Linked DNA regions of Homo sapiens: all the other regions are linked to region 2. A link is a contact called in ENCODE Hi-C or POLR2A ChIA-PET data. All regions are on one chromosome and are shown on one strand. The core of a region is the stretch at or near the end of the contact, and the rest is flanking DNA. Distances in the headings are between cores, read along the strand shown. Region 1 holds the start of LINC02331 (long intergenic non-protein coding RNA 2331). Region 2 overlaps LOC105370507 (a long non-coding RNA gene). Region 3 overlaps LINC02331 (long intergenic non-protein coding RNA 2331).

Region 1 (3,278 bases), core at 230-2,729, 320 kb after region 2:
CAACAAAAACAAAAACAAACACAATCAACATGACCCAGCCTTTAGCAACTGCTCCAGGAGCAGCTGTAAATAGATCCAGAGAACTTATCTGTTGCCCCTCACAGTGCCTGAACCAACATATACTCAGATAGAATAAGAAAAAATGGTGATCAACTGGTTGTCAAACCCGAGTACCTCTTACAGACAAGTAGAGTTCTGAGTTCTACAGTCTTCACTGCAGTGCCAGGGGAAATCAGCATTGCCATTCTTATTTTACAGGCAGAAAACCCCCGGCACCAAGGGATTAAACAATTTGTATTGGAATGAGATTTTACTAACTCCATAGAAAATGGACCTAAAATTTAAACATGGGTAAACCACATCCTTTATTTAAACAATATTTTACAGTCTACGATGAAAGAGTACTTAGAGATGGAATTTGCAGATTGGCTGTTCATGAGTTCACAGAAAAATTATGCAACTTTCCATTCATTCAGCAAACACGTATTCAGTTCACAGTGCTAGGCACTGTGACAGGCCCCAGAGATAAAAGCTCATCTAATAATATTACCTGCTCTCATGGAAAGCATAAGAGGACACACATGAAAGAAATAAAATGACATGGATACTGTGACAGTAACAAAAATCTGTATATGTTACAGTAAGAGCCCGAAGAGAAGACAAGTCCTGAAAGATCACTCTGTATTCGTTCTGCCCTGTGTCTGCTTGGCAACAGAGAGAATGCTAGCAAACACTGAAAGAGTTGCAATCCTTGCCAATTGCAAGCCCACAAACAGGTGAACATAATATAAGAAAGTGCTAGAAATCGTGACTGCATGTGAACATAGAATGCTATCTTTTGTGTCTAGTATCTGAAATGAGATTGTAATTATTTTCCAAATCTTCAAAAAATGGGCTTTGGAGTTTCCCACAATTTGACTTTTAAATCATAATTCTCTGCTAATGGTTATTTTGGCAAAGTAGAGCCTTATCACGGGGAGAGCCTAAAATCAACCCAGAGGTTAGACAGTTGGGAGAAGGATGGAGTTCCAGGACTTGTCAAAATTAAACACAGCTTTCAGCCCACTTATGCACTCTCTTCGTGAAACATTCTCTTGCATTGACTTTGGCAACGCCTATTTTCCTGGTTTCCTTCTAACTTACCAACATTCCTTCACAGTCTCTTTTGCTGACTCATTATCCTCTATCTTTAATAAGAGGTTTTTCAGGGCCCTTTTATTTTCTCACTATACTCTTTTCCTTGGCCATTGCCTCTTCAACCATGACTTCTATTACAATAGGAATGTCAATCACTTTCACCTGTCTTCAATTTAGATCTTTCCTCTAACACCCGGATATGTAATTCAACTCTTAACTTGATATCTCACTTGGAAGAGTTACAAGCCTCTCTGAAAAAAATCCATACAGGATGGAATGCATGGCATTTTCTCTGAAACTTCCTCCCTGTCCAGTGTTATCTACCTTGGAACGATTGTCTCATTTAGAGGGACTCTCTAACCTGAGTACACATTTGAAACATCTGAGGGCTTTGAAACATACCTGCTCCTGGACCACCTGCTGAACCAATTAAATCAGAATTTCTGTTGTGAAGATCTCCACGTGAGTTTAAGGTACGGCTAGGTTAAGAATTGCTGAATATGTCGCTCAACTTGGAAATCCGTTTGTCTTGATCTCTCCCTTTTCATTATCCTTTCATAGTCAACCACCTGTTGATATTTCATCTACTAAATAGCTCTTGACTCTGTTTTTATCATCAAAGCCATCACCAAGGTACCATCTTCGCTGGTCTGAAATAATCTTCTAACTGTTCTCATTGCCTCTAATCTTAGTTTATATCCATGCCATTGTCCACAATGCAGCCAGGGCGATTTAAATAAATCTGATCAATCACTTCCTTGCTTAAACATTGCACCGGCTTTCTGCTTGATTTTAAAATAAGCCACAGATACTTATGGCCTATACATATGTGAATATAGGGGTAGAGTTTTTGTTTGTTTGTTTTGGTCTGATCAGCAAATTTCCTCATCTCTACTCCTCTGGAACATATTTTCCTGACCCCCAACCTACCGGGTGGGCATATGATCAGGTCTCTTAGGGGTGCGGATGGTGATCCAAGCCTTCCGGGTTATCAAGGGCCCTCCTGCCTTACAATTTTGGGGACTAGAGTAGAAACAGCTTTGCCTCTGGTTTCATAGTGAAAGAGTACGAATTTGAAGCGCTTGGCAACCATCTTTCTCCCCCAACCTCACACGGTCAAACTCAGCACTCCTGACAACTGGGGGAAATCTTCTATGATGAATTAGTTATTTGAGGAATATTTTGTTTATTTTCCAGCTTTCCTGCTCAACTGTTAGTTCCATGAAGGCAACAGCCATGCCTGCTTCGTTCACTGAAATATCTTCGTTTCCTAACACACAGAAAGTCATCATTTTTTGACGGATGAAAGAATGGATGAATGCCTAGTCTTGGAGACATCTACTTGCAATAAAGGTTAGATGAAGGAAATGGATGCCAGTGGGAGATTTGTGGATCTATTTCACCAGATTTCACTCTGCTGACTCAGCAAAATGGTCCCCGAAGAAAGTATGTATGATATATGAATGCCTAGCCACCTGTCTTGGAACAAACAGGGATTTCTTTAGCTTTCTCCCACCAGGAGATGCTCCCCTGGCATTTTTCAATACTCCTCTTCCCTAAAAGGTAAAATTTACGTCCCGATAGTCACAGTGGGCTGCTTTATTGTACAATCTGACATCAGAATGGAAGGAGAGAGTATGCTTTTTAAGTTCCTTAAAATGCAGTTCTATTGAAAATAGCTGTTGAGACAAATAAAATAAGCTGCTAAGGAACAATAAGAGACATGATGGAGTTATAGAAATGTGTTATTGTGTTCCACCCAGAAAATATTATGCAATACAGGGATAAATTTATTCCTGAAGAATTTAAAAAATATTTATATAATCTTCTATGATTTTTGCTTCATAATGCAGTTAATTCACTAGGGCTTTTGCTGTTTGGATGTGGCCATTTGGTTTTGGTGGAAAATAGTTTGACATAGTCTAAAAAGCAAACTCTAAAAATGTATCTATTTTAATTATGAATACATTGTGACTCAGATTTATCCCATCTTTGAACTTCACCCCATCTCCAACTATGCTCCCCAGGGTAGGGATTAGGGCTGAGATGAAATAAGGGATGGGCCAATGACAAGGCGCGGGGAGGGAGGGTATGGAAATGAGGGCTCAAAAGGCTGGCAAACTACGTGGAAAGAGGAATCA
Region 2 (3,221 bases), core at 598-3,097:
TGAGGCAGATTCTCTTTAAAATAGACAGGAGGGTTAGCCATCAATATCTGATTTGCTGGAGAGGATATGAACAGGGAAATTACAGAGATAATGAGAATTTAATGAGTTAAATTGTAGAAAGGAAATTAAGGGCCCATCGTGACAATCGGTCTGCTATAAAAGCCCAAGTCCTATTGTATGAACCTTTTACTATCCTCGTGGTAAAACCAGGGATAACACTCTAAGATGAGGAATATTGTAATTGGCAAAAATAAGAAATGGTAGTTACTCCTTCCTGATACTTTGACAAGTAGTTAATAAATGGATTGTTGACTACCACATAAAATCCAGAGGGGGGATATCAGAGTGGAATTGGAGGATTTAAAATAAGGTCAAAGGCTGGGATAGTGTTTGCATGCATGTTTGTATGTATGCATATGTAGTCCAAAAGAAAAATTCTAATTCATGATTATAATTTGAACATTTAGTCTTTCCCTAGAAGCTTCTGAAAGATCAAAAGAGGTCAGATGTACAGAACAGACTTCTTAAAATGTAATGGGATGAATGTTGTGATGCTTTTTGTACTTTGAGGCTGGCAGGTAACAGCAGGGACCAGTATTAGAAAAAAAGAACAAGAGATTTATTTTCTCCAAATTTTCCACCCCTGTTCCTATGGTAGCTGATGCTACCACCCTGTGGAATTGCATTTTTATGACCTCCTGGTGCTACCATTGCTGGATGAGTTGGAGATGGATGGGGGCTATCTTGTGTATCTGAACACTTATCCTGGCTCAGTTTTAATACCCCACATGGCACTCAAAGTTATAGTTCTTGAAGAAAATTTCTATGTTTTGAATGGTAATAGAGAAAAGCTATCTATCCCCTTAATTTGCTATCTTCAATTTTCATTCCTTCATGAGAGATGTAATAAGTCTGGGAATTTCCCTCTTTGCTAGGTGGGGATGTGATTACCCAACTGTTGGCAGGGTGCTTGGGATTATCCAGATGGAAATGCTATTTAAGGGCTAGGTATTAGGGTTTTGCCTTTTAAAAATTAAAATATCCCCAAATGAGCTTTATTTGTGTTTCCTTTAAAGTCCTTGTTACAGGAAGTTGCCAGGGGAGGAAATGTAGCTCAGAGGTTTCTGGGACCAGCCATGGCTCTTGGGATGGATCAGAGGCAGAGTCACCAGTCAGGGGCTTGGCCAACAGAGCTGCTATGTACCTTTTCCCATTTTTAGCCCTCCATTTGGTTCCCAGAACTAAAAGACCCTTTCTATCTGTCACATGGGAGACTCTCTGACCTTAGGAAATCGAGATGTCATGCCCTGTGGGATGTGGCTGCCTACGTGCCTTGATGAGCTGGGTGAAGCCCTCATGCAATTAGTCTTACTAGGCAGCTTTCAAGTGCTTTATAAGTTACATTTCATCTATGTGTTTTTAAAAAGGGGTCTTTTAAAAAGGGACATCATTCTTGTCACTTTCCATTCTTTAAATTTCAGCTCTTGGGTTTGTCTCAGTGAGAAGCAGATTCCCATCTTTTTTTGCGGGGGAGGAGTTCGAGAGCTCACCCTACTCCAGGGTTACAGCAGATTTGCTGTTGTTGCTGTTGCTGCTTTCTTTTCAAAGTACCATAGGTCACATGATGACTTCCAGGCCCAAATGGGGAGATGATGTGGATAAAAGTATTTAGCAAGAGATCAAAAACTGGGCTGCACTTCTAAATGGCTTGCCTTTTAGAAAAAAACACATTAGCCTTTCACCCAGATGTTGTTGTGGGTAACTGTCAATACGGTGCACAGGTGGCACAGTTGTCTTGCCATTTACTGCCTGATGCCTCGGCAACTGCTGCCAGCCCTTCAGAAATAGGAAATGACTAATGATGTGGTGGAAATTATGAACCAGGATTAATAAAACTTGAAAAGGAACAGTCTTTCAGTGTTTGATCCTCCTTAGAGGAAGTTAAATCTGAATCCTAGATTGTTTTCCCTGAGGTGTTCTTCTGACTTTTTCTGATTACTCGGCTGTAGTGGGGGTCTATGCTACAGCTAGGAACAGTGAACCAGATGGTGCAGGAAGCAAAGTGCTGCTCCCATCCCTGAAGGTACAGACACATGTCCTGTTCTGCAGCCCATCTGTGAAGAATCCAGTTAAAGGAGCCACAAGCACAGAACAAATATTTAACTTCTAAAAGTTGAGATTTAGCATGAAGAACATTCTGGAAAGATTTCATTCACTGTCTGAGTGATTTCTATGCTTCCTCATTAAGGACAATTGTTGGGGTCTCAATAGATTTCAGGGAGTTGACATTTTTCTTTTTAATTTTGGAATCAAAATTTATTTTCCTTAAGGCCCATGCCAAGCATTCTTTCACAATTCTGTGGGCCTGTCCTCTAGCCCTCTTTCTTGTTCCTCTCACATTCTCAGGCTCCTCTTTTCCTCTTGGGAAAATGCTATGTAGCCAAAGGGATAAATGCACATTTGTTTTATAGATGAAGAAGGCAGTATAAGGTATAATGGGAAAAAAAAGCCAGACTCTGAATAAGGAGACTTCAGTTCTAGGCCCTTTTCAATAGTGTAATCTCTGGGAAACCCCTCCAAGCTCTGTGAGTCCAAAGGTATCACTTCTATGATGATGGGTCTTAACTGGGTATCTGCTAAGTTCTCTTCCTGCTCATTATAGCACATGTGTGTGGTGTATGTGATATTTTCTCTGAGGTAGTCTCAATTCCCTTGTCTTAAAGTATTGTGGTCTGCCCAGGAACCTGTCCGGTCAGTTCCTGATGAGGAGCATCATGGGCAGGTAGGGAGCAGTCGTGAAACATGACCAGTTACTGCAGCAGAGTATTGACACTTAGGTGATTCGTGTTGTTATAAGGCTTAATATTGCTGCAGATTAGCCGGTTAAGAAAAAGCCAGGAAGTATTTCTAAGGCCTCTAAAGTCAAAGTATCTCCTGAATTTGCTCATTAAGATCAACTAGGCCACAAAAGAATCAAACTAAACTGTTCATCTAAAGTTTTTGGTGAATTAAAGCAACTCTGTATTTCAAGCTAGTTCAGAATTGCCAGAGCATCTCTATGTGTCTGGGCATGTGTGGTGAGCCTGAGCACATGTGTATGAGAAAATATGTCTGTGTGTGTGCTTGGGTGAGAAATAAAAGAGACAGTAAAGCAGGTGGCTGGTTTACACAAATTTACGCAAGAAGTTGGAACTAAGAAATGAAGTCTGAAAGACACTACA
Region 3 (3,340 bases), core at 736-3,235, 360 kb after region 2:
AAGATTGGCTTTCAACATTTTTATTGTAGAATTCTCTGTGGGTTCTGTGTAGAGGGACTGTGGATGTGGGAATATCCTGGGGCCACTGGGTTCTGCGTTCTGGTATGTAGTTTTCAATTCACAAAAACATTTTTTTTTTTTTGGAGAACAAAAAAATGTAGATTTATGGCCTGTATAATTTGGTAACTATATTCAACAGAGGAAAATGACATCTTGTAGCTTGGACTTGGGAGTCTAAAATTGCAGAAAGATGAAAAGGGAAGAATGTTCATGGCAAAAATTTGGGCCACTAGCCATTCATTGTTAAGTCTGGGGGCTAGATAACAGTGCTCTGAATATAAACAACTCTCAGGCATGGCAACAAGAAATGCCTTCTTGTGCCCAGCATGTATTAAACACCAACATCCCAGTAATAAATCCCACAGTATAGACTTAAACCTCACTCATTCGCTATCACTCTCCATTTTTCCCTCCTCCAAATATACCCGCTATTCACTACTAATAATTCCATGTTAGAAGAGAAGGTTGTAAAGTACTCACTTAAGGGAACAGGTTTGGAGTCAGACAGACTTGTCTTAAACCTGGCTCTACAATTTTCTAGCTGTATCCTCTTGAACAAATAACTTAACAGGGCTAGGTCTCAGTTTTCTCATACGTAGAATGGGGATAATAATCACATCTCTCTTTTAGAGCTGTGAAATTACGTGAAATAATATACAGAACTTAGTGTGGCACAAAGAAAGTACTCAATAAATGACAGCTGCTATTATTATTAGTTGTCATTTACCTTTACATTTGTAATTGTAAGTAATTTGGAATTAAAAATATTTGGTTTGGTCTTTAAACCCAAGAATCTACCCACCAGATGAAGTGGGGATATTCTTAAAATTAGAAAGAACAAAAGCACCCATCAAAATGCTTGCAAATTTAGCACACACAGTGTTCTACAGCACACATACTGTTCAACTTAGAATATCAATAAACTGTTCTATAAGGATCATATATACAGCCTCTATCACATAGCTATCTGTGATCCTTACAGAACAGTTTATTGATATTCTAAGTTGGCAGATCCCTCATTCATTTCATCAACATTGTCTGGGGCATCTGCCATGTGCTACAAATGTGCTGGCACTGGGACCCATGCCCATGTATTGTCCACAGCTTATTTTACCAATTAAGTCCATCTATTTGAATGTTTCCCAACTTGTTTTTCTCATTTAGCTATGCTTAGTTTTGTGGTGTCGCTTGGATTTGGAGATCAAATTTAGAGTTCCCCACTGAGTTTCTGTCTTTGCAGGTAGAAAAACCTTAGTCACCAAAAATAAAGCCAATGAGCTTCATTGACTGTGACTGACCACTGTGGACAAGTCTGGCCCCTCTCCTGGAAGCAGCCTGGAAGATCCCCCTCCAAGCTTCTCAGAAATATGTGGTCTCACACCAAAGTTTCTATGCTTGCATCCTCTGGGGACACAAAAGCATGGCTGGGTGAGATGCACTCATGCTCCCTAATATGCTGAGTGTCTCATATTGCAGAGAGAAAGTAGCTGGTGAGGCATGAATCAGCCAGTTTGCAGATGAGCAGTGGCTGGAGCTTCATTGCAATAAAGTGTTAGAATTAATCTTCTTCATCTGTTTTCATTTTGCTAACTCACTATATCAGGCACCACAAAATAAGTATATTAATTAAATGTCTCACTCTTTAAAATCTAAAGGGAGATACTTGGAAGATGGAAAAATGTTCATTTGCAGTGGCGGGGAAAAAGCCAGGGAATAATTAGAATCTTGAAGCTTCTGCAGTTGGAATAACAATAAAAAGAGCAGAGATGACTATAAAATGGTTTGTTCTTGGCATTGCTTAATTGGCCTATTTATTTTTCTGTCTCTGAAGCTGTCTTTAGTGACACCTACTGATAAGCGCCAATCAGAACCATGGCCCAATTCCTTCGGGCTGGACCTGCCAAGAAACTGCTCAGCCCTCCAGATGTTGCTGCTTTGTGAGAAATGAGAACTCAATAAACCAGGCTCACCCTTCCTCCTGGGGTGAACACAAAGGCAGTCAGATATGGAAAATCACTGCTCAGCACCGTGAACAATGTACTCAAATGAGGGGTTGGGTCAGTTCTTATTTGTCTTGGTGGAACAGACAGCCATGGAGCCTAATGCAAGAATTTTACCTGGCAACAATTCAAAATGTGACTATACATTGAAATTGTTCAACAAAAGGAGGCCTTTTATCTGGGAAAAAGCCCAACAGTGGGTTTAAAGAACTAGCTAGAGAAACTTGTAAAGAGGGTTAAATATGTATCACATATGATTTTAGTATGCTGAACATTTCTCCACTTTTTGTGTTTTTCAGATTCCATTCTTTTGTTATGTAACAAATTAGAAAGATACTGCAGTCGACAGTCTCATGGCACATCCTAACCATCAATGAATAATATTCCATGAGCACTAGCCGTTCTGAGAATGGAACAAAATGAGCTCAAGTGAATTAGTTCTTGTCCTCCAGACCAGAGTGTCCCAATATTTCTTAGTACAGGACACACTTGTGACCTTGCTGTGAAAAAATAAGAAAATATGTCACCATTCTTTTTTCCTGAGCCAGCCCCTCATCCAGCTGTCTGTCCATTCCAAACCTTCCACCCCCACCCACATTATGTGTAGTCATGCTCCCCATGGGTGCCCGAAAGTAAGGCCAACCTCAATATATGGTGAGACACCATTTTTCTCATGATCTAATCCCCAAAGAAGCCTTTTGGCTAGCTTAATATGGTAAGAGTAATGGATATTGTTCAGTTAAATATTTACTTATGATATTTAGTGCATTAATTTAATCTCACATGATTAAAATCACATCTTCTATATAATGATATAGTATTTTAGAACCAATTTTTTGAGTTCACATTTGACAAGATCATTTTTATTTGAACTCTTCATGTGCATCGTGGAGACAGGCAAGGAGCATCAGAGCCTTTGTCATTCTGAGAGCTATTTTTTGAATTGCTTAATATAGTTTTCTAGAGACTGTTGCCTTTACTTTTATTTCATTTTTTGAATCTGAATGTGTAATACTGTTTCTGGAAATTTATCCCAGCCATGTCTACCCATGTGTATAGTATTAAATTTATATTTTTTCTTAAAAAATAATATCACCCTGTGATCCCTTTAATATAACTACTTAAGTGAATCCTGAAAGTCTCATTAACATGATATCTAATGTATAGAATTGTCAAAGACCTAGGATTAATAACTCAGCCTATAGTAACTTTTTTCCTTTTGAAAATCTGCTCACATTATAATACTTCCACAAGCTTCCAAACCTAGAATTGATATCTGT

Evidence for each region. Hi-C counts contacts between places; a loop is a spot of excess contacts on that map. ChIA-PET counts read pairs that join two places held with the same protein, here RNA polymerase II (POLR2A). Pooled maps may share reads with other maps.
Region 1: a map of Calu3 shows a loop between it and region 2 (2.7-fold over the local background). The contact joins the promoter of LINC02331 here to the enhancer-like site in region 2. A Hi-C loop is called at or near these places in 2 of 168 maps with a recorded cell type or tissue (Calu3 and PC-9) and 1 of 50 pooled maps. POLR2A ChIA-PET finds 5 or more read pairs at or near these places in 1 of 52 experiments (activated naive CD4-positive, alpha-beta T cell).
Region 3: a pooled map of gastrocnemius medialis shows a loop between it and region 2 (2.1-fold over the local background). The contact joins two enhancer-like sites. A Hi-C loop is called at or near these places in 1 of 168 maps with a recorded cell type or tissue (MCF 10A), 2 of 37 single-sample maps with no recorded cell type and 9 of 50 pooled maps.

The regions. Positions count from the first base shown.
Region 1 is chr14:53,849,027-53,852,304 of GRCh38, reverse strand. It overlaps LINC02331 (long intergenic non-protein coding RNA 2331), which reads left to right and starts at 1,479. Exons shown (of 6, transcript NR_184221.1): 1 at 1,479-1,610; 2 at 2,335-2,490. RefSeq lists an enhancer at 1,021-2,220.
Region 2 is chr14:54,168,242-54,171,462 of GRCh38, reverse strand. The region is part of intron 4 of LOC105370507 (a long non-coding RNA gene); the gene reads left to right. Among named protein-coding and RNA genes, the nearest start is that of BMP4, 210 kb to the right of the region's middle. Within about 2 kb of position 1,847, at least 5 of the 41 ENCODE cell types and tissues checked have a DNase peak (open chromatin) inside an H3K27ac peak, as active enhancers do; they include PC-9, where a contact is called at or near this core.
Region 3 is chr14:53,806,441-53,809,780 of GRCh38, reverse strand. The region is part of intron 2 of LINC02331 (long intergenic non-protein coding RNA 2331); the gene reads left to right. Among named protein-coding and RNA genes, the nearest start is that of LINC02331, 43 kb to the left of the region's middle. Within about 2 kb of position 1,985, at least 3 of the 41 ENCODE cell types and tissues checked have a DNase peak (open chromatin) inside an H3K27ac peak, as active enhancers do.